Linked DNA regions of Mus musculus: regions 1 and 3 are each linked to region 2. The links are chromatin loops, found by intact Hi-C in ENCODE. Cell type or tissue: left cerebral cortex. All regions are shown on one strand.

Region 1 (8,000 bases), 200 kb before region 2:
GAGTTCAGATCCTCTGTGTGGCTTTGAATTTCCAGCAGGCAGAAAGAACAGCGATGTGGGCAGCCTGACTCGGTTGAATTAGCATCTCCAGCAATGGGCTGAGAGGAATTGTGTCTGGCCAAGCAAAGTCCTGTGCTGGGTTTTTTTTTTTTTTGGTCTCTCTTATGACTGCTTCAGTGCTCTTAGTCAAGTGTTTTTCTGTTTAAGGAAGCCAGGCTAGGACTGAGGCGTGGTTGTGTGTTAGAAAACCTTTGAAACAGCTCAGTTAGCGAATGTGAGAAGGCAGGGCCCCAGAGAGGAATCAGAGGCCTTCATGCAAATGAGCCCTTTCAGAAGAGTGACAGGAAGGATACAATGTGCCTTTTTGATACCACACTTGGTGGCAAAGGAACTTACATTCCAGAAGCTGCCACTTTCTGTCAAGAAGGAGGACACTATGCTGGCCCTTCAAACAAGCCCTTCCTAAGAGCCAAGGCAAGATGGTTCTGTTAGAGGCAAGTCTGGGTAAACTGCTCACTGGGTTCTGGGCAGATAGGGAGTACACACCTAGACAGAGGTGGGTGGGTCCATCAGAGATCTCAACTGTGAGTTTTGGGATGCTCATTTATAGAAGGAGCACTTGGAGTCACCTGAAGCAGGATAAGCAGACAGGCACCCCACAAATAAACTGCTGTAGGAAGATTGCTGGGGGGGGGGGGCGCGACGACGACAGACTCTGGAGTATATGGGTCACTAGGAAGCCCAGGGCTAGGGTTTGTATAGGGTGTAATGGATGTCATTCATCTTCTAGAACCTTCTACAGCTCTTTATCAGTGTCGAAGTGAGATGAGTTAAGATGGTCTTTGTTTAGTGGGCTCTGCATAATTTGTTCCCTCAGGGCCACCCATATGGTTTCCAGGTGACACAGCAGCAGACCAGAGTCCCCTATCCTCTCTGGGCACATTATGAACTCCTCTTAGGTACATGTATTAAGGCAGCATCAGGTTGCCACCCCCACCCTCAGTGAAGAGAGGACCAGTTGGACTTGTTACCAAAAGGTTTGGCTTTCTTTGAATACCTTCACTGGGAAGAATCTGGCTTTGCCCCACCCCAGGCAATCGTGATGTCACACAGTAAGAGGAGAAAGGAAGGCTAGCAGATGTGTTGAGTGTGGAAAAAGTGGCAGCAGCCGGAACTCCTAGCGCGCCACTGTTGCATTTCTTGTTTGTTTTTGCATGCCACATAGACAGGCGTGGAGAAGGAAGAGGAATGTCTTTGGCTTCATATAGCTCCCTTGTCTCATGTGGCTATGGTTTTTAAAAATTTAACATTCTATGCATGGCCCACATTCATCTCCCGTCTTAGTATGCATGTAAGTATGTGAGTCTGTACTACAGGTGTGCACCACTTCATGGAAACAACGGATGTATAGTAAGACCAAACTAATTTATTAAAGTCTTATGTTTGTGAGGAAGGAAGAATTGCCATATGACTTTGGAACAGCAAAGCATACTGAAAGTTTACAAGACGAGCAGAGCACTGAGCAGATGGCTGACTGGGTTAAGGGGTGACTGTGAAAGCTAGAGGACCTGAACTTGACTTCCCAGAACCCGGGTAAAGGTGGCACATGATGTCATGTGTGTGAGCCCAGTACTAGGAGGCAGAGACAGGAAGATCCAAGGAAGGGGCTTGCTGGTCTGGCAGTCCAGTCAAAATAGTGAGCTTCAGGTTAAGAGGAAGACTTTCTCAAACTTACCGTGGAGAGCAATAGAAGATGTGTGTGTCAGGTGCCCACACCATCATACACACTCATACAAGCAAAATAAACACACGTGGTTTGTAGGAGAACCCTGTCTAAAGTGAAGCGTGCTTGGCTTGGGTCCGTGTAACCTTGTGCTGGAGAAATAGATCCGTTCATGGGGAGACAAGAAACCCTGTCCACAGTGAAAGAGTTTACAAGCGTTGTCTGAGGACTGGATCGGAGAAGCCTAAGGATCGTGGTGTGCACAGGTTCATGTTTTCTAACTAGGGAACCCGGCAGCGGGCAGTTCAGAGGTGCAAGGGTGAAGGTATCCAGGGCACACTGAAACACTTGAATCAGGATGGCAGGAGCCTGTGAGAACACCATACCTATCACCCAGTTCTCACATGGTGACCATGCAGGTTTGTTCTGGCTTTTCCCTGTAAGAGCCCGGGCAGTGCCTCTGTCCAGCTGGTCCCTAGATTCCGAGTATCTTCTTGTACCTTCTCACCCCACTGCCTGGGCAACCTGGTCTCCCCTCCAAGCCTGGCTTCTGCAATGCCCTCTATAAAGACTGCACTTGCTCTTGTTCTCATGTCCAAATTGATACTTGTCCTGCTGCCTCCCATGGCCTGGTCTTTTCCACACAGCCTTGGCGGTTCAGCTCTGACTTAAAATTTTATGAACCTGTGTCTTCACTGACCTGGGAGAACTCCACAGAAAAGGCTAGAGCTTTGACATCCCTTAGGTGCCCAGCGCACGAGTGACAGTATACACAGTTCTTAGTATAAATGTGGCCTCACTTAACCCTGTACATAACTGGGGAATCTAAGAACAATCTTCTTTGAATTGCGAATCAAGGTGCTTAAAGCCAGACAAAGCATCACATACAGTTGGGCAAGCTTGACTGGGGTGGAGGGGGTGCGAGGAGTGTTTAAACACCTCAGCCATTTATCTACGAAAACATTCTAGTTCTCTAAGGCTAACCTGGGTCCCAGACTGAGACCTTGTCTCGAAAAAGAAAAAAAAGGAAGAAAAAAATCCACAGAAACAAAACATTAGATTTTAAAGCATTTAATAATCATACTCAAACAAAAAGATTTTATTTTAAAAAAGAATAAATTTACATACACTGCATAAGCAAGACAGTTGAAAGCTTCCAAAATAGAAACCTGAAACACGTGGTCTGAAATACCACATGCTGTGATTATCCTGGGAAGATGAGTTGTGTATTTCGGCAAGAAAACCCAAGTTACCAGGCACAGTGTCAAGTGGTTTTAGTGGCTATCATGAAAGGTATTAGGTTAAGGGTCTTGCCTATGTCTTTTTCCAGCATAAGGTACAGGTCTGAGCAAAATGGACAGCGGCTTGGAAGGCCGGTTCTACATTGATGACTTGGCCCAGAGTAGTAGCAAGATGAGAAAAGGATGTGTTATTCTTCCTGATTCCCAGAGGAAGCTAAAAGCTTTGGTGTCCGCATAGGACAGGCCTAGACTTAACAGGGACACATTCTGGTGACCAGGCCAGCCCAGTGCAAGAGGGCCTCTGGACTAAGACAAGCTAAGCCAGCAGGGGGCACTCTCTCTCCAGAGAGAAACTGACAAAGTGTTTTGAAAAGAGACCCAAGAGAGACTTTACTAGGATGCCGGTGCTGCTCTGTAAGAAGTGAGTTTGGTGAATTGAGAAGGCTCACCAAAGGCAAAATGTGATCAAGCCATAGCATTTAAAATCAGTACTGTAGGAATCCAAAACTAAACTTGGCATCTACAGTGAATACTTTCTCCCTCCCTTTTCTTGTATCAAGTCCATCCAAGAGTGACCAGTCATGACAAATTCTTAGGACACTGTTTAATGTTGTGTGGCTAATATATTCATCCTCCATCTAAATTATGTAAACACAGCCTCGAATGCATTCACTCAGTTGTCAACTTCCATGTTGTTGGGCCTTAAACTTCCTAATCACCACATCCACCGCTGTGACAATACATACAGCCCTTCTGTTGCAGATACACGTAGAAGAAGCTGAGCCTTTTGTCATTAGGCTTCAGACAAACCAACTAAAATCACCTGTGTGAATATAAGCCAGCATTACAAGCTCTAGTTTGGTAGCTTGGGGGTTGGGGGAGAAACAACAGAAACAGCCATGCACAACTGGAGGCTGGCCTAGGCAAGCACACCTGTAAACCAGGGCTCCAGGCTCCCCAGCCACGGAGCTGAAATACTGTCAGCAAAACCTGGCAAGTGCTAGGCCTTTGCATTCCTGTTCTTAACTATGACGAAGAAGAGAAGAATTGTCAAGTTAAAAATGGGCATTTTGTTAAGAATTATTCTTTTTGTTTGTTTTTCAAGACAGGGTTTCTCTGTGTAGCCCTGGCTGTCCTGAAACTCACTCTGTAGACCAGGCTGGCCTTAAACTCAGAGATCTACCTGCCTCTGATTCTAGGATTAAAACCATGCCCAGTCCAAGAATTATTCTTCAGGAATTAAAACACTACATTCAGTACCAAAGAACATCATTCCAACCATAGACCATGGGACATACTCAAAATCAGAGAAAATTTTGGCTTTGGTGTTTACACTGAATGCAAAAGTTGGAGCCTTAGCTCTTTTGGGGGTCAGAGGGTGATTTGTCCAGTACGAGCATATAGTGAAGCACTGGCTTACTGACACCATCCCTCAAATGACCAATGACTACCACTTACTCGAACCCTTCGGGATGTCATTGCATCTGGTGCTTATTCCGAAGTGCTGAGCCCAGGGAAGGAGGTCTCTGCTGTGGGTGTCCTGCACACCTTCTTAGCTCTAAGGAGATAAGGAGGACCATTCTAGGGCTAACAGGAGCTACAGTTAACCCGCTTATTCTCTCCAAATAGGCTGCAGCTTTTCTTGTGCTAAAATTCTTCAGGTCTAAACATCTTAAAGTTCTTAACTGAAAAATCTTGCCAAGAAAGAGGTAAGAAGGAGTGGGAAGACTGAGAGGGAGTCCCTGATTTTGTCTAGAGGGTGAATAACTGAAGACATTTATACAAAGTAGCCAAGCAATGACGAAAGGTAAAGTCACAGGGATGAGGCAGTGTGTGAGGGCTTCCAGAGGACGAAGCTCATCCATTCTTGTGCTGATTCAGTGTCTTCCAGGCTTATGTGGAAGCTCAAGCAACTGAAGGTGTTGAAGGCGAGGCAGGTGAGGGCAGGAGTCGCAGCGTGTCCTCATTTCCACCTGTGAGGAGCTGGCAGCCCGTCGTGCGTTGCTTACACTAGTGTGGAAACCGAATCACTGGATGCTGTGGACTGTCTGCAAGGCAGATCAGCATCTTGCTTCACTAATAGTTCCTGGAGGAGATGAGTTGGTAAATAAAGCAAGCTCTTCCGGTGGCCTCATGGCTCTGCTACTATCTTCAGTGTCCTCACAGGAAACTTTATTTTAGAATGGTCTCACCACCCACTCAGGGACAGTCCAGTCTGATGACAGCACAAGAAGCCATTCTGTCCAATGAGTTGAGATTTTCCATGGTGCCACCCTTACTCCCAGACCAAACTCCAGTTTGGGGATTGAGACTCGGCATCAGGCAAGGTTGTAACTGAAAAGACTATCCTGCCTTCATAGTACCTCAAGTCTACTGGGTCTCTGGAGCTTGGTGGGGCTTGTAACCATTGCAAACTGGGCCACAATTCCTGTCCACCCAAGACCGTGTCCCAAGTCCATGTAACAGAAAGGGGAGGGGTGATCTTGCAGAGCTCAGCTGTGGTTTGAGCCTGGTGTCCTTACAGGTGAATCCCACAGCAGCCGTATCTATGTTACATCAGCAAAACAAAACTATGACTTAGGGTTTCCTTAAACAGGAGGCATTGAGATTACCTGAATCGACAGCGTTCTCCATTTTGCATCTCGCATTAGCGGACTAGTTCCTAACTGTCTTGGGCTCAGAGCAATCCCAAAAACCTGTGCAACATTGGCACAAAGGTTGTGGCACAGATGCCAACAGATGTGTAGGTAACAAACTTGTAAGGGACTTCAATCTCTAGTCTTCGCCTGGCCTCCTTGTTCCTAGTAACCACCTTGAACCATGAGAATAATACTTGCAGGGAGAGCTTTTGCACCAGTTGGCGAACCAAGAGGATCAACATGATTCCCACCATAAATTTGGTCAGACCTAAAACCAGCATGTCAGTGGTAAGGGGTGGGATGTTCTGAATGACAGGAAGAGATGGGGTGGGCTTGGACACGAGCTGGAAGAAATGGTTGATCCAGAATCCCAGGGTCACTCCAGCCCCAGCAGCCACGATGGTGGTGGTGTCTGCCCTGGTCGGGCTGTAGTAGTCAGACACAGGGTAATTGTAGCACAAGAGGAACGGTACAACTATGACACACACAGGGAAGAGGGGGCTGGCAGAGTCCAGGGAATCGATGAGGGTCCAGGCAGGGTAGGTCAGAGCAATGAGGACTGCAGTGATCAGAACGCCACCCAGGATATCCTGCCAGGAGAGAAAAGAAAAATGCCTGCTTAGCACGGGAAATGCAATCTCTACATGGTTTTACTTTATAGTATGTATGCAAAGGAAGTATAGATCTAAGAATTTAAAGTGAAGATAGGAAATACTATACATAGTCACCATGCTATGGTGTCACATACTCTCTTACAAGAGCACTTCTGTATTTCAAGAAGAAATTTCTGAATTTCTTTCTGAGTGAGTGGTTGATAGTTTCGTTGCCATGTAATCTTATTATATTCCCCTTATGTCACAAAGAATTGTCATAGTCTTTACAGGTGGCACCACCCTTTTTTGGCAGATAGTGTGAAGGCTCTAAACTCTTTACTGAGTTAAAAAACAAAACAAAACAAAAAAAAATCACCCTGAATAGTAAACATTACCAGATGGGTGACCCATTAGGTCCTTCAACCCACTTGGCTAGAGTAAATACCACAGGAGAGATGTGCATTCCTGAAAGTAAAGAAACTGGGCAGTTTACAGCAGAAACACTATCACAATGCACTGTGCTTTCCAGCACTTCAGATACTCTATTATTTACTCAGAAGAAGATGGAAGAATCAAATCATATTGGGGAGAAATGACAACTGGTGTTTCTGTGACTCCTGGTATTTGAATGTTTATAGGAGTTGTATTAATAATCACCCCACACTGGAGACAACCCCAGATTCCTGACAGGATGAAAAGGTAAAAAATTCTGTGGCACAGTCAGGTCCTGGAATACTTTTCAGCAATTAAAAAAAAAAAAAAAAAAAAGCAATGAACTACGGACGCATAGTACAACATGGATAAACCCTCCAGGAAATGCTTCTGACTGGAACACGCCTCCAAGCTCCAAGGGTTACATACTGCCTGGTTCCACTTATATGGCCTTCTCTAAAAGACAAAAACATCAGGGACAGAGAACAGTTATCAGCCATTGCCTAGGGGACTTGGTTTATCCTGTGTGACCAAAAAGGATGTCATGATGCAGTCTAGGGATAATGAGATTATTCCATACTGAGACGGTGATTATAAAAATTTATGTGGGGGGCTGGTGAGATGGCTCAGTGGGTAAGAGCACCTGACTGCTCTTCTGAAGGTCCAGAGTTCAAATCCCAGCAACCACATGGTGGCTCACAACCATCCGTAACAAGATCTGACTCCCTCTTCTGGTGTGTCTGAAGACAGCTACAGTGTACTTACATATAATAATAAATAAATCTTTAAAAAAAAAAAAAAGAATTTTAAATTAAAAAAAAAATTTATGTGTTGTGCTAGACTTCATAAAACTTTGAACGATTACATTATATGGTGTGTGCACATGTGTGCATGTGACAGCGGGCCTGTAGACGTCAAAGGGAGTTGGGTCCTTTCCACCATGTGGTTGCTAGGAATAGCTCAGATCATCAGGTTTGGTGCTAACCAGGCATCTTTTACCCGTTAAGCCATCTTACCAGTCCCAAATTCATAAAGTCTTATGCCAATAACTGTCAATTTTTTAACTAAGAAAATACTTTAAACAAATGAAAATGGAAATGCTTTCAGGCTCTTTTGGTCCCATCTAACACTGCCAAGTGTTAGCTGCTGCATTTTAAGGGACCCCCAGAGACCTAGAGAGGCTCCTAACTTTGAACTCCTACCTTCTTAGACTGTGCTGAGGATCTCCTAGAATCTGTGCCCCACCCAGTCCTCAGACAACATCCTGTTAGCTGGGCATGGTGGTGAATGCATGGTGACGCATGTAGGGAGTCTCAGCATTTGGGAAGTGGAGGCAGGGGGATGGTGAGTTCAAGGCCAGTTTGGGCTCTAT
Region 2 (8,000 bases):
GGTGACCCCCGACTATAAAATTAGTTCCTTGCTACTTCATAACCGTAATCCTGCTACTGTTAGGTATCCTAATGTAATTATCTGATATGCAAGATATCTGATATGTGACACCCCCAAAGGGGTTTCGACCCACAGGTTGAGAACAGCTTCCCTAAATCCTTTGTCAAGACAGAGGCTTGTGAAACCAGAATATTCATTATGGGGGCATGGAAGAGACCATGGACAAGAGATTTTTGAGGCCATGGTTGTTTCCCATCTACTTGGTTCCTCAAAAATTAAATAATCCAGCAAATAATAGTATTTGATATGTTCAAGATATGAACAGGATTCTGGTAAACCCAATTCAAAAGCTGGCACGCATATTGAGCTATTTGGTGATGACTTAAGGTCCAGTTCAGCAGTTTTCTTCCCAGGAAAATTCCAGGTCCCAGCATGACCACACTTTTATGTTTACTCTTGCAGACAATATGGCTGGCACTGGGCTTCATGGTTCCTTAGGTCAGGTGCCTGTGGCCTACCAAACACTTTCTGGATGTTACAGACCTTCCTCATTGACCCAAGGAAGTCCTTACACAACACCTTTATGAGTCCTAAGGATGAACATCTCTTCTGAAGATATAAAATAATTGGGATGCTGTGTTCCCATCAAAATGGTATCACAATGGGGGTGGTAGTTTGTGCCTGTGATTCTAATACTTGGGAGGCTGAAACAGGAGGATTGCTGTGTTGGGCACTAGTGAGTTCCAGGCCAGCCTGAGTTATAGTTTGGGATACGTGCCCAAAACAAAACAAACCAAACCCCAAAAACCTATCCAAACATAGTAAATTCTGTCATTGTTAACCAAAGTCCTGTAATTGTTGACAGAAAGTATGGGCCAGTCTTATACCCGTGTCTTTCAAAGATTGTTCCGTACTTTGGGACCTAAATCATCATGAGCTACACAGGAGACATGGTCACAGCCTGATAAATGCCTTGGCAACGCTGTTTGCTTACATTGGATAAGAGCTGGAAGATCTGGTTCAGAGCTCAAGTAAAGCAAATCTGTGGTCTTTGTATCAGCCAGGGATGCTTTGTTTCTGGTGGTGGAGGGGAAGTTTTGATGGTCACAGCTGGAATGCTTCACTATTGACTTCAAATGAGTAATGGCCAAAGACACCACTTCACATTGGTCATCATTGAATGGCACCTGCAGTAAACACTTATCCAGCCCAAAATGTCAGTAGCGCTGGTGTGAGAAAGCCTGGTGTAAGATGAAAATCACGACAGGCTATAGCTGCAAAGCTTATGTGCTTTGCCCAAACACATCTTATGTTCCTATGTCCTAACACACAGGTCTTCGGGGTTCTTACGTGAAGGATTGTGCACCTTCGGCATGATGCTGGCTGGGTGAAGAGGGCTGTACAGATGCAAATTAGCCCTCTTGCTTCTGTGCACCTCCCTGAGACACTCTTTCAAGGTCTGAGCAGTGTGGTAAGCATAGCACACACCTAATCAGAACTTAAAGATCCCGGTGTGAAACTGTGTGAGACACACATGCGAAAAGTAGACACCTGAGGAGCAGAAAGACTTCTAAAGCTCCAGTTAGCTTTGAGTCAGTCTGCAACCTTTCAAAGCCAGGGGATAATCTTTTTGTCCCCTGATCCTGACCTCTCATTACTGTCCCCATCACAGATATCTAAAAGCAATATTGCCCCAAATAATAATTAGAAAACTGGAAACTAGAAAGTTAACATTTTAAAACAAGTTTAACACAAGGCCTTACATTTAAGACATAGTACACTCCCTATTCACATAGAGTAAAAATATACTTATTTTCAAATGCTCCAGGAATGTCATAGTTGTTTAGAATCCCCCCACCCCAGAAACTTATTTTCTTTTGTTTTATGTTTGGAGGCATTCTCATGTACACCTGGCCCCAAACTCCATATGTAGCTGATGATGCTTTGAATCTCTAATCTCCTGCCTCCACCTCCCAAATGCTCGAATTACAGGCTGCTGGGGGTGCCATTGGGGTTGTGTGCCAGCACTCTCCCAAATGACCAATCAAGCTGCATCCCCAGCCTTTTCATCAGGCTCCTGTTGACTCTTCCAGGGTTTCTTTCTGTCCTCTCCCTTTACTGTGCTTCCCAGTCATCATGATTTGGTTTGTTTGTTTCAGCTATTTCCCACGGAAACGTGTGATCTTCAGAGACAGGGTAGAAGTTGCAGTGTTCCTATGGTCAGGAAGAAGGAAGAGGGAAGAGAAGAGAAAAAAATTTTACAAAGCCATCTTTCTCCCCCTTCTTTACCGACTGGGGAGACAAGTGGCCATTTTCCTCCTCACAGGGCAGAGGAGGGGGCACCTGGAGAGACCAGGAAAGGAGAAGTTAAGAATATCTAAATATCACCAAGGCAGGCTGTACCCAAACCCTTCTGTACCTTACTGTACTGAGCTACATCTTGTTGACTTGTCCCTGTGGATTTCTATTCCCTAAACCTTGGCGTTTTCATTAGGTCGAGAGTTTTGTGCTCTCTGCATCCTGATGATTAAAGTTAAAGTGGGCACATGAAGGAGGAGATGGGCGAGGCTAGCAGCTGCGTTGAAACTGGGCTTTTCAGTGTGTGAATTTCCTTGCCAACTACTTTCTCTCCCTCTCTCTGCCTCTGTAACCGCCTGGTACTAGAAACAGCTGCATCTACAGTGGTCATCGCCAGGAAAACAGCTGGACTCTGCTCCCAATCTGTCTTCTCTCCTTAAACTCAGGAAGCAACATTTCCAAGGAAGAAAGGGGAATTATCCAGTTCCCAAATTTCCTCCAAAGGGGGGAAATGCCCTTCTCTGCTTCCACTCTGAGATGAGCCCTGCACCGCCGCCTGGGCCCTGCTAATAAAAGTGCAAAGCGTAAATGGCTTGGGAATTATTGGCTTTCGCCCTTGGACTGAGACATGAGATCACGATTTTCAGTCGGGGAAGGAACCGCCTCTGCCAGGCTGCCGAGGCCGCCGCTTCCCCTCCCTGCGCGGGTCCTGCATTACATCACGGTGAGCACTTGCTGGTAGGGGGGAGAGGAGACTTCTCCTGGGACCTAGCCCCAGACAAGGAAGGAGAAATCAGATAAAAAGGAGGGGTGGGAGGAGTGATGTTGAGGAAGTGGAAAAAGGAAAAAGCAGGTCCCAGTAGCACACCATCTTTAGAGGCTGTGTGTACAGGCAAAACGGAGCAGCCTAAAGCAGCCGCACCCCCTAGTACGTTCCTGCAACACTTCCAAGCCCACCTGAACCCCAATTTTTAAGTCCAACATAAACGGATACAGAAAGTTGTCAGGATACCTAGGTAGAGAGGATTAAGGGTGCCTCAGTCAGGCCCCCTGGACTTGGAAGGACTAAGAGCATCCGCACTGGGGTGGGGTGGGGTGGGGTGGGTGGACCAGAGGGCCGGGCGGGGGCGCAGCAGCCAGCGATTACCTCCCCTGCCAGGCGACAGCAGTCAGAGGGGGGAGGCAGAAGCGCCTCCTCCCCGCCCTGAGCCCGGGCGGCAGCTTAGGGGGAGGACGGTGCCTCACCTAGCCCCCGATGAGGGGCGTATCATGCCATGGCAGCGCCTGCGAACGATAGCGGCGGCAGCACCCAGAGCAGGAGCAGCAGTCCCGGGAGCCGAGACGGAGTTGGGGGTACTGCGGCTGGAGCTCGCGACGACGGGGACACGGGAGTCCGGGACGCTGCTGCGAGCGTCTCCAGCCTCCCTCCGCTCGAGGACTACGAGTGCAAAATCTGCTATAACTACTTCGACGCGGACCGGCGCGCCCCCAAGCTGCTGGCATGCCTGCACACCTTCTGCCAGGAGTGCTTGAGCCAGCTGCAGCTCCGCGCTGCCGCCGCCTCCAGCGCGGTCCCTGAGCGCGCGCCGCGCCCGCCACCCTGGCACGGCCCGCCCGGCGCCATCGCGTGCCCGGTGTGCCGCCACCGCACGCCGCTGCCGGACAGCCGCGTTCACGGCCTGCCCAACAACACCAAGCTCGCTGAGGCCTTCCCGCTGGCTCTGCGCGCCGCACAAGATCCGCTGCCCCAGGACCGCCTCCCGCCGCTGGCCTCCCGCCGCCCCGCGCCCACCGCCGCCCCGCCGCCAATCCCCGCCCCGCAGCCGCCGCAGCCGGCGCCACCACCCGCCGAGGACGCCGCCCCGGGATCTCGGGGCCGCCCTGGTCTCCGCGCCCCGGGCGCCTACGAGAGCTGTCAGAACTGCAAGCGGGCGGCGCTCACCGCCGGCTGCGTGTGCGTGGTCTTCTCATTCCTCTCCATGGTGGTGCTGCTGTTCACCGGTCTCATCTTCGTCAACCACTACGGCGGTGGCGGTGGCGGCGGCGGCAGCGGCAGCGGCGGCGGCGGGGGTGGGGGATCCCCGAGCAGCGGTTCGTCCCCCGGCCCCGCCCCAGCTACCGGATCGCCCTCGCCCTCGCCCGTGGGACCCATCTGCCTGTCCGTGGCTAGCATCTTAGCGCTCTTCTCCGTGGTGGTCACCTGGATCATCTGCTGGCTCAAGTACCGGCCCGAGGGGGCGGCCGCGGGCTCCGCTGGAAGCGGCGGCAGTGGTTCGAGGGCGCGGGCAGCCGCAGCTCTGGGCAGCGCCCGGAGGAGCGATACGTAGGGGAAAGTCACACCCGGCTCCTGGTGCGTCGCCTACTCTCAGCGTCCCCATAGGATCCAGTTTTGGATTCAGTGAGCTGGGGTTTCTCCCCACTTCGTCTGTTACCGCGGACCACTGAATCACTGCGGAGCCTCAGTTTCCCTCCTCTTGGTCTTTCTGTTCCCTATTTCCTTTACCTTCGGTGAGAGGGAAACAGAAGAGAAAGGGATGCTGGTGTGTGGGGGGATCCCGTTTACCCAAACCTCTGCTTTATGCGTCACTCCCACGCTGGCCAAAGTGTGTGACTGTCCCTACCCCATAGCCTGAGGATGTGCAGAAAGCGGATTCCTGGAGCCTAGGACTTGGGCGCTCATTTAGGAGTACCGCGCGCGCGCTTCTCCGCAACAGTTGTGAATGGACTTGAGTCCTCTGAAGGAAAAATGAATAAGATGTAAACTCAAATCTCAGAGATCCCGGGAGGACAGAGACTGATGAACAGTCCGTATCCACGCGCCTAGAGTTGAGCGTCAGGCTAGACCTTGCCCTAGCCGGCGTCTGTGCGGAGCTGGGCAGGTGCTCAGCGGGCATGCGCGTCCAGGGCAGTCTCAGATCTCCCTCAAGCGCGCACTCGCTGGTGATCCGCTGCTTTCCGCCTGGTGGCTGGAGCCAAGCCCAGAAGTCCCATCTCCTGGAGGCTTGCGGTTGTTTTATTCACAGTGTTACTGCCAGGCAATCATTTTCATCTTCTGTAACCGGACTCGACTCAGGGAGCTTAAAGAGCCTGACCTCCCTTCTCTCAAAACTGACTGACTGTTGCCCCCGCCTGGAAGACACTGAAAGCTATTTATTCAGAGTATAAACTATAAGCTTCCCCTTTTCCCGTGACACTCCCCCACCCCCAATTTCACTAAAAATAATTTATTTTTGAATATATAAATCTGGAAGTTTTGCACATTAAGGTCTCCAGAAGTTGTTTTGAGCGGTGTCACTTCTCTCTTACCTCTGACCCAAACACATTTCAAAACAGTAAGCAGAAAATCAAGGTGTGTTAGTAATTCAAGATTTTATACTGTGAAACAATAACTTTCAACTACATGAAAACACATATAATAACGCCCAAAGATAAAATGAAAGTGTTGCTGCCTCTGGTTATCAAGATAATGTACATTTAGAATATTTTGAGTTTAACTTTCTGTTGCCACGGAATCACTGGAATATCCACACTAAATAGGAAAAAAAAATACATGTCGACCTGATTTTGAGACTAAAGGAATGGTTTGTGAGTGTGTACAGCACCTGATGGGATTGCCTTTTTAAAAGAAAAAAACCATGGATCTAAAATGTATTTTGTGTGAAAACAAATGCCTCATTCCACCTTTTGGAAATTGGGAAAAGATGGTTTTCATGCTGTGAAAAGAAAAGTCACTGATGCCCCTGGGGGTGTGCTGTTCTTCCTCGTGTATTATGAAGCCTGCATGATGCCTCTGTATTAACTATCTCCAGTGAAGCATTTATATCTATCACATGAGTGGGCTAATTTATTGGTTATCAAAAGTAGCATGGCTTCGATATTAGGAACCACAATATGGTGTGTTATATGTCTATGCTGTCTTAATAAAAACAGGAAGTGTTTATAGAAAATAAGACATCCTGGGCTTTGGTACATTTTTATCTCCTGATGAAGCTCTTTGCAGAGTCCCCTATTCCTTGGGGACATGTTTCCGTCCAAATTCCCGACTGCAGATTTTGATTGAGCATCGGAGAGAAAAATCACTCACAAATGAGAGTGTAGCTGGTTACGATGGGCATTTTTTGTATTTCTGAGCTTTTTAAAAAAAGACATCTTTTTTTTTTTTTTTTTTATCTGTATGGGTGAGTGTATGTCTGTGCAATGTGTGTTTTCCTGGTGCCTGTGGAGGCCAGAAGGAGGCCTTGGATCCCCTGGAACTGGAGTTACAGACCAAGTGTGAGAAAGCATGGGGGCTGTGACAGTTTACTGGGACTCTAAACCTTGGTCCTCCAATGAGTTTAACCATTGAGACTCATATCTAGCTTCTGAGCTTTAATAAGACCCCCTGAAGAACTCTCCTGAACGCCACCCTAACTGTTTAGTCCCCTTTAACAGGCACAAAACCTAGACTCTGACATCACACTGCTGTTGGTTTCTGTGACCAGTGTCTTGTCCCAAATAAGAGTCATATTTCGGAGGTGAGTTGTGACTTACGTACTCCAAACAACTCGTGCTGCTTTCATATTTACTTTTATGTTTTATTCACCCTTACCTCCTGTGTAGACATTCTGTCTACAATCACTGTGACAAAAATGCATCCACACACGTACATGTGTGTGTGTATGTACATACATGACACATGCACACTGGTAACAGACCTTGGCTTTGTGGGTGTGGCCATTTGTACACAAACATGTGTTTGTCATTTCATTCCCCTCAACTGGCAGCCTACATGTCTGCCTAGAGTTACTTGGAGACCAGCTGGCTTCTTACTTATAGCTCACTTATGATCCACAGAATCGAACCAGCGATGTGGGCTGAACGGTTTCTCATACAGGAGAAGTGCATCTTGGGAGTTGCCTCCTTCACAATAAGAGCCACATTTTGCCCCCCCCCTCCGCATTGCACATGTAAATTTCTTTTGGAAACTGAGTTAGAATTGCTGAAAATCAAATAGATGCCATTTGTAGCTCAGCCCAAAGAGAGATTTTTTTTTTCCACCTTGGCTGACCTTGCTTTGGTTGCTAATTTTTAACTTTCTTACCAGAAGCAGAGGGTTGGTAAAATGAGGTGATAAAAACAAACAAACAAACAAACAAAAAACAACAAGCCGGGCGTGGTGGCACACGCCTTTAATTCCAGCACTTGTGAGGCAGAGGCAGGCAGATTTCTGAGTTCCAGGCCAGCCTAGTCTACAAAGTGAGTTCCAGGACAGCCAGGGCTACAGAGAAACCCTGTCTTGAACCACCCCCCCCCAAAAAAAACAAAACAAAACAAACAAACAAAAAAACAAAACAAAAAAAAACCAAAACATTTGTCTGCTCCTCTTCCATTTTGCAGATTTGATTAAACCATTCACCCAGAATCCTTTGTTACTTTTATACTCATATATATCTTTTATCGACCCTTTCCTTACCTTCACTACAGAGATTGTAATTAGTATAGCAAGAATTCATCTCCACTGTGCAAACCAATATGTATGCCTTTTGTGTTGTTTGTTTTGTTGTTGTCTTTTTTGAGATAGGGTTTCTTTGTCTAGAATCCCTGGCTGTCCTAGACCTTGCCTCTAACTCACAGAAATCCACCTACCTCTGCTTCCTGAGTGCTGGAATCAAAGGTGTGTGCCATCATGCCTGTATTAGATACGTCTTAAACATCTACACTAC
Region 3 (8,000 bases), 240 kb before region 2:
GGAGCAAGCTCTCCTCACTTGTACCTCAGGGGTGAATCCCTAGAACATTTTAATGGACTTTCCTTAGATAATTTGGAGTTGGTCCCCCTGCCCCTCTGTCTCTCTGTGTATGTATTAGTATTGAACCCAGAGCCGTGTGCTTGGTAAGCAAATGTACTATTAATTATTAACCAGACAGTGCAGTTAGCTTCCTTAAAAATATATAATATTTATTATTATTATTATTTCTGTCTTTGAGATGGTGTCTTTCACTGTAGCCCAGGTTGTCCTGGAACTCATTGTATAGCTCAGGCTGGACTTCCAAGTGCTCACATTTAGCTTACTCTTTTATTATCAGATATTATCTTCATTTACATTTCAAATGTTATCCCCTTTCCTGGTTTGCCCTCCAAAAGCCCCCTCCCCTGCCCCTTCCCCTGCTCACAGCCTAGTCTTTGTTGCTACATCTTGCTGGCTTAGCCACCCTTACCTGTGTTTTTCACGTCATAATTGATATTTACTTAAAACTCCTGCTTCCTCTCTTTCCCATTCATTTGTAGTAGGTGGATTTAAAATGCACTCCGTGTCTCTCCATATGCCATCCTGCCAGTTTCGAACAACTGTTCTTTGTGGCTTTCATTGTCCTCTTGAGTTTATTGGCGGTTTCTTACAGGGTTTAGGAAGACTTAAATGGAATGGTCCTGCACTAGCAATCGTGTTAAATGATTCAGAGTATGGACTAGGATGTTAGCTGTAGACGTCCATTTCAAGTTATAGCAGCTTTGCTAATAGCTGACTGTCTGTCTTCCTATGTATGTGAATTCTGGCTTGCTTTCTTGCGTATGCAGTCCTGCATGTTTGACAAATCTTAGAACCAAAGGATCTGGGATTAGGAAGGTGACACTAGAGAACTGCGATAGTCTCTATGGGACTTGATTCTCATGTGTGTAAAAGGTAGATGCATGCTGGGTTAGTTTTAGAAAATCCTCCAGGACCTGGAAAAGTTTACCCTTAAAAATTCTGAGTTTTATTTATAGAACGACCTACTGTAGCAAAAGAGTTACACTGATATTTACTCATAGCACTATTCATTGAATAGGAGTGGACTTTTACTTGTTGATGCTAAACGCATCCCTCTACCCCAGTTTCATTTATCAAGTGTGACACAAACTTTTTATTTCTCAAGATTTCTATAACTGTTATATTTCTCTGAGTTTGTACGCTGCCTGCTCCACTTTATATAAACTGAGGGCAAGCAGATCAGAAGTGCCTCAGCGGCCGCTGTACATACATGTGGCTTAACATGCTCGAGTACATGCTCGCTGTACATACATGTGGCTTAACATGCTCGAGTCCTTTAGAGTGGGCAGCTTCTGCATTACCCCTGCTTTACCTAACAGAGTGCAGGTTTGTACTTATTTATGGTTAAGTTAAATGGAAAGTGGCTTATAATTTGGGTACAAGCATGTTCTTTTTCTGTGTAATTCTTAACTTTGTGTTCTTCTCTGACAATGGATGTTTTATAGAATGGGCAGGAGAAGAAAAATACTATATGCAAGTAAAAGCATGTAAATTTTTATTGCAATTATTACAAACAAGATTATGTAGTATTCTCACTTGTCCCCAGGTTAACAGTAATATTAGTAGGTCTTCAAATGGCTGTCACTGTGTAAGACTTCCTAGCTGTCTCTTTTCAGTTGGGATTCCCTTGAGGTTGTACATTAGAGTTGACTGATTGCTCCAGCGTAGTCTGTAGGTTATTAGTCCATCATTCGCTCCACACCTTGTCATCTTTCTGACGCAATTCCTTTCTTTAACTTTGTTTAAAAATATGGGCCCTTTGTTCTGCAAGCAAAATCCACATTTAGGATTTTGCTGAATATATCCTAGTGCTCGCCTATATTTCTCATAAATTAGAGCTGAAAGTTTGACCAGATTCAGGTTTTAAATTTTTCTGTTGCTGATGAATTTGAACTAAGCAAATAAGAGTTATGTGTATTAAAAACATTGATAAGTGTGGATATTATCACTATACTAAGGAGAATGACAAACTTAGAAACTAGTTTAGAGCTTTTTTGTTTTTGCTTTGGATCTTCAATGAAGAAAATGGCCCCATCAGATTGCAGATTGGCCCGTGGAAAAGCCTATGGTGCTTTCTCTTGACAATTGATAGAGGAAGGCCCAGTTCACCATGGGTGGTGCCACCCCTGGGCTGGTGGTTCTAGGTGCTCTAAAAAGACATGAGCTAGCCCTAAGGAACAAGCTAGTGAGCAGCACTCATCTATGGCTTCTGCTTCAGTTCCTGAGTCTAGGTTCCTGTTCTGCTTGAATTAAAGTGTTGACTTCCCTCAACAATGGGCTGTTAACTGGAACAGTAAAATGAAATAAATGCTTTTCTTCCCAAGTTGCTTTGGTCATAGTGTTTATCACATCAATAGAAACCCTAAGTCACTTAGTTAGTACATCGAGTTAGAGATGTACTTGAGATGCAAGATGGCTCAGTGGATGGTTACTAGCAAGACTCACAACCTGAATTTGATCCCTGGAACCCACATGGTTGATAGGCCAAACAGTAACCTTTAAAAGGCGAAAATGTCTAATTTACGGGGTAAAAAACCCAAGACCCCCAAAACAATATAAGATCACTAAGCTCTATAGTAATATAAGGTATCTTGAAAAGAGATTGTGTTGACTAACATTTATTACAGTGTGTTATTAGTCGTCATAACTGATCTCTTCTGTGCCCAGGGCATACACTGTTATCATAGTTACGGCTGTATGGAGATTGGTTTCCAGTACTGCTAGAGCATCTTGGAACATCCTCTGTAGAAAGGAGGGAACTAGAGGGCAAGAACTAAAAAGCAGATTTAACAGCTAAATACGAAGAAACCACTTTGCTTCTTTGTTTGAGAGATAGTCTTGCTGGCCTGGTACTCACTGTATCTCCCAGACTGATTGTGAGCACGTGACAGTCTTCTTCTTGCCTCAGCTTCCCAAGTGCCTGGGTTCTATGTGGACCCCATGGTGGGCTAGAGACACAGGATCTTGGTGGCCCCTCAGACTATCTTTAAATGATGTTACCCAAGCTAGCCTTGAACTCACAATTTTCACTGTTAGGATCAGAAAACTAGATCGATCAATCTGTCTGTCTGTCTATCTATCTATCTTACAGTTACTATAAATGGATGAGAAAGCAGAGAATAGTAAGTAAAAGTCAATTATAAGGTGGAAAATTCAGGTAAGAGGGATTGAGCAAGCTAGCTCAAAGCATGTAAGAACCAAGTATAGGTTAAATGTGAGCATTTGGGAGTCCAGCCTGGGCTATTTCAATTACTTTGTGAAAGGAGGCAGAATATAAAAATTTGCATATGTGCAACTTTGAAAACCTAGTTTAGTTTTAAAAATTATAATGGAATAGCTAATCTTTAGATAGGAGTAATCATTATATTTGCTTCTCACTGTATAAATTATATTTATTGGTGTTTATTTTGTCAATTTGGAATGGAAAATATTTTCAGTTCTTTTAGTGACCTGGACTTGAGAATTTAAAAATAAAAAGATATCGCCCTTTCCAAAAGTTTTCCTTGAAGTCAGGAAGCTGGCCGGCTTTGTCTCCTTTACTCCTGAGTTTGCCAGTTCTTGAGTCAGTGTGAATTCCCATCTTTTCCTGTAGGTGGCGCGCACTACCCTTCTTCCTGGCCTTCTAAAGACCATTGCAGCAAACCGGAAGATGCCCCTTCCTCTCAAACTGTTTGAAATCTCTGACGTTGTAGTAAAAGATTCTGGCAAAGGTAAGAGTGAGCCACCTCTGATTTGCATACTTAAGCATGTGTTCTACTGTGTGAATTCCAGCTCTGTTTAGAGACGTTAGCATGCTTACTCCTGTACACGCAGACAGGTTTCTTTCTTCCATAGTGCTACCACCCTCCTCAGAGTACTTTAGTGTACATGCGGGTTAGTACATCACTATCAGAGCATCCTTGAGTTGGTAATTCTCAAACTAAGCATGGGTCCCTGAGCTTACCTCAGTACCAGCCTTGGGGGCCGGGGGGAAGGAAGGAAGAATGGAAGGCTCCCAGAGCATTCTGAAACTTTCCTTTCCTGCACCCGGACATTTGTGGCCTGGTACTGCGGTCAGGCTTTGACTGACAACAGTGATTGGGAATAGGTTTCATACGTTTCCCCTTTGAAGTATGGAAGTTCACAGTACTTAGCTTAGTATAGCAGGGTTTTTTGTCTAACACTTGGAATGCATGATCATTCAATAAATATAAATTTAGGAATTTTGGAAACCTGGTTTTCCTGGAAGTGACTCTTTCTAAGACAAGCTCAAGTTCAGTTGTTCGTCTAGACATGTAAGTGCTGTGACCCGCAGTGATCAGTGCCTCAAGTGACCACGTGGCTGGCAGCCTTCCTTTAATTTCATACATCAGCGCTTATGCTTGTGAGCGGTTTTTAACTCCAGGCTGTAGTTTGTAGGATTTTTTTTTTTGAAGTGACAAATCTATACTAAAAACGAGAGAACATTTTTAGTGTCAGCTGTAAAGAGTTGAGGATTTGCTCAGTTTTTCCATTGGTGTAGATACTGGGTGCAGTGTGGCATTGATCTGTGAACGTTGACGCTTTCCTTCCACACTTATCCTCTGACCTTCATATTGTCTTGATCCTCTGTGGTGTGCTCATAATTATAAGTACAGGATTAAGGTAACTGCACGGTTTCGGTACCACATTTGCTGTAGAGTTTGGCTATAGTCGTGGAGCAGTACACTGTTGTGTTTCAGCCCTACAGTGCTTGTACCTGAGCTGGGTTTAATTGTTGTTCTTTAGCTCAGACATCTGCATTTCTGTAGTGCTTTTTCTCATGGGGAGAACTCTGACCCTTTGCTGTGCCCGTCCTAGTTGAAGCTGTCTATTGATTTCTCCATGGTTGTTTCCTTCTGATCCCACTTTATCTTGCATTGGCTTGTACTGCTTCTTTAATATTTTCTATCATATCAATAGCATGTGAAAAATGAAGGGAAGTTAAATTACTCACTGAGGTTACGACTTGAAAACATGTTTCCTTTTGTTGAGATGGAGTATGTTTTCTGTTTAGGTAGGCCTGGATCTTATTTCATAACAAGAACTTTTCTGAGGCGGTATTCTAAATAAGTACATGATGATCCCTCCAAGTCATCTGGCCTACAGGAAAGGGTCTACAGCATCTGTAGGGAGGCAGTAGTGAGTCTGGGTTCTGCAGACTACATCCATAAGGCGTGGGTTTTAGTTATGCTTCTATGGTACACAGTTTATTTGAACTCTGACTGTCTTCTCATCTGTACAATGGGGTAATGACAGCACTTGCTTCATTAGCTGCAGTAAGGATGGAGTGAAACTGCATTTAGAAAGTTTTAGCCACATAGTGAGTGATGACTCCTGTTCTTGTTAGGGTGTTGGCAGTCCTAGGGCCAGATGCTGCTGGCTCGGGTCATGTCCATTTTCTGCTGTAGTGCTTAAAGACCAGGGTGGCCAACAGTGTCACTGTGCTTTGCAGAGACAATGCTCCTTGATTTTTTTATCCTAATCTTTAAGGGACTTAGTGTTGTTAGATTTTCTTCTTTTGTGTTTTTTTCCCCTTTATGAGAAACCTAAACCATACTTTTAAATGTAAGACTTTACTTGTAAAAATCAGTCACCTCCTTGCACTGGGCGATCCCATTGCCACTGTTGCAGTGTAGGCGGGGAGCCTGGGCAGAGGCCTGCCTGCTAAGCACTGTCAGAATGAAAGGGGACCCGGAGAGTCCCGAGGCTACCTTAAGCCCCACAGGCTTGATAGTGAAAGACTGCTCCTTCTCCTCGGGCAGCCGCATGCTTTTTGGTCTTGATACTAAAGCTCACCAGGATGGAAAGATGATGTTCAGACCTAAGTGGATCTGGGTGGTACCAGCTCTGGAAGAAATGCTTTGCTGCATTCTGCCATGGAATACCAAAATTGGATGCAAAGCTACCTGCCCTGGGAGTTCTTGGCATTAATTCTGTCTGAGTCTACAGGGTGAAAACTACACTGGCATAGCAGTAATCAGTCAGTCAATCAATAAATCACAGAGATTTCTCTTTGAGTAATTTACCATTTACAAATTAGAAGTCCTCTCTCTCCTGGCCATATGTTCCTAAATGAAACTTTTTGAAACTACCAAAATAACTGATAGAGGGATTTTCCAATTAATAATGAGATTTCCCAAATCTCTTTAGTGAGCAGTCCCAAAATTATGGGGTTCAAAAAAATGGTGATGTGTGGCAAGCAGGAACCAGGTGGTCTAGTTAACCACAGTGATAGAAAACTAGAAAGGACTGTAAGTCTAAGAGGGCACCTGCCACATCTACATGTAGAGCTGTGTTCAGATTCTCAGCACCCATGTGAGAAACCAAGCCTGGCAGCATGTGCCTGTCTTACCAAGACCAGGGAGGCAGGGGCTGGCAGAACCCTGGGGCTCACTGGCCACCCCGTGTATCCATGTTCCATGTGGAGAGAATGTGCAAAGTACCCTGGGAATGCAGAGAATGGACCTAGGACTGCCAGTAACTCATTCTGTAATGCCGAGAAAATCCTAGCACCCCTGAGCCTCATATGAGTGTCTGTTTGGCAAACATAGCTTCCAAAATGAAGACAAGAATGGAATCTAAATTTCTTTCTTTTCCTGTCTGACCCAAGTTTTTCTGAAAGCAAGCAAAAGACTACTCCCATTTCCCTGCTTGACCTAATCAGACATTTTACTCTAACGAGCACTGCTCTCACTGGCCATCGTGATGAATGAGGCTGTCAGGCTGGCAGTTTTGAAACCAAGTCAGGCACACTTTTCAGGCATTAAGACTTCACTGTAAATCAGGCACGTTTGGCTTGTGTGAGGCTGAGCAGCCACTGCATTTGCTGAGCCTCAAGCTCCGAAGCTGCTGTAACACTTTTAACAATTAGTCATGACTCAGGGGCCTGAGCTGATTTACCCCTTTTGGTGGACAGAGTGGCATGTGTTTTTGGAACAAGAAACTGAGTACAGACTCTGCCCTAGGGTAAGTTTTTAGTTTTGTAGCAGGGAGGGTAGCTGTGGCGAGCATGCAAGGCTGCTGTGAAAGTTACTGGCTGCTTTCAGATGTTAATCGTCATTCACTTCAATGTCAGGAATGACCAAACCGTAAACAAAATATTTTTAAAAGCCAGGAAAACTGCAGGGATGAGCAAAAGGCTGCCTGTCTGGAAAAGCTAGCACAGTTTGCACAATCAGGCCTTCCCACGGTTTAAACACAGTTGAGTCCTGTAGTCACAGTTCCTCCCTCAGTGCTGTGGAAGCTGCCACTATGCCTCGAATCTCACTGAAATGCAAGAAAGCGGATCTCTGGGTCGAGGATGAGCAGGTCTAAAAGGAACAGGAACTTAAGGATGTGGGTGAGCTTGGCTTGCTCTGTAAAGGGGTTGGGGGCTTACGTCATTAGGAGCAGATCAGCATAACCCGCTCATCCAAGGAGCAGCCTCACGTGCATGGTTTCAGACGGTTTGGACTTGGTCACTGCTGTACTAAGTGCACTGGGTTCGAGCTCTCACATAAGCTCTAGACAGCCTCCCTTTCTTCTCGAAGCTCAGCTACTCTGAGCTTTTGACTCCCTCAGACCTTGCTCCATCTTCCAGAGCGGCTCCTGCTTTGAACTCCATTTTCCCTGCCTCCAGGTTACAGAGAAATGGTTCCCAAACACTCACCTTGTCCCAGACGCCTCTGTAAGCGAGAAGACGGTCTGTTTCTTTTTACCCTTCTTAAGTGCATGTGGAAATAAGGAATTTATGTTTTAAGCCTTTAATTGCAAGGTCTGTTTCAGAGTTGTATTTCTTCTTCCTCCCTCCAGCATCATGGCCACCACACACCGTAACGGTTGGTCTTCGTGTGGGTTGTTCCTCAGCATACTATCCGTACACACATGCACACATGCGATGTCAGTGCTTATCTGCCACGGGTTACGGAACATTAAACACGGGCACGCATAAGACTATGGCG

The links. Peaks named below come from ENCODE experiments on the same cell type or tissue, not always from the same donor. Only the 100,000 strongest peaks of a DNase experiment are listed, where the experiment ranks them.
Region 1: a loop joins it to region 2, with 6 times the contacts of the local background. A loop is called at or near these places in 19 of 42 quality-filtered maps.
Region 3: a loop joins it to region 2, with 2.4 times the contacts of the local background. A loop is called at or near these places in 4 of 42 quality-filtered maps.

Annotation. Positions count from the first base shown.
Region 1 is chr1:78,415,068-78,423,067 of GRCm38, reverse strand. It overlaps Sgpp2 (sphingosine-1-phosphate phosphatase 2), which reads right to left. Exons shown (of 5, transcript NM_001004173.2): 5 at 2,782-6,193. The coding sequence ends at 5,642. It also overlaps a transcript of Farsb not described here. Among named protein-coding and RNA genes, the nearest start is that of Gm51634, 62 kb to the right of the region's middle. In left cerebral cortex, a CTCF peak has its summit at 3,279 (motif pointing right); a DNase peak (open chromatin) is centred at 3,295.
Region 2 is chr1:78,213,214-78,221,213 of GRCm38, reverse strand. It overlaps Gm2102 (predicted gene 2102), which reads left to right and starts at 2,944. Exons shown (of 2, transcript NM_001378660.1): 1 at 2,944-3,022; 2 at 3,458-6,250. The coding sequence starts at 3,573. The coding sequence ends at 4,625. In left cerebral cortex, a CTCF peak has its summit at 3,787; DNase peaks (open chromatin) are centred at 3,818, 4,301 and 5,191; H3K4me3 peaks cover 1,410 bases.
Region 3 is chr1:78,450,524-78,458,523 of GRCm38, reverse strand. Farsb (phenylalanyl-tRNA synthetase, beta subunit) reads left to right here. Exons shown (of 17, transcript NM_011811.4): 15 at 3,653-3,770. Among named protein-coding and RNA genes, the nearest start is that of Farsb, 34 kb to the left of the region's middle. In left cerebral cortex, a CTCF peak has its summit at 3,643 (motif pointing right); DNase peaks (open chromatin) are centred at 3,660, 6,776 and 7,263.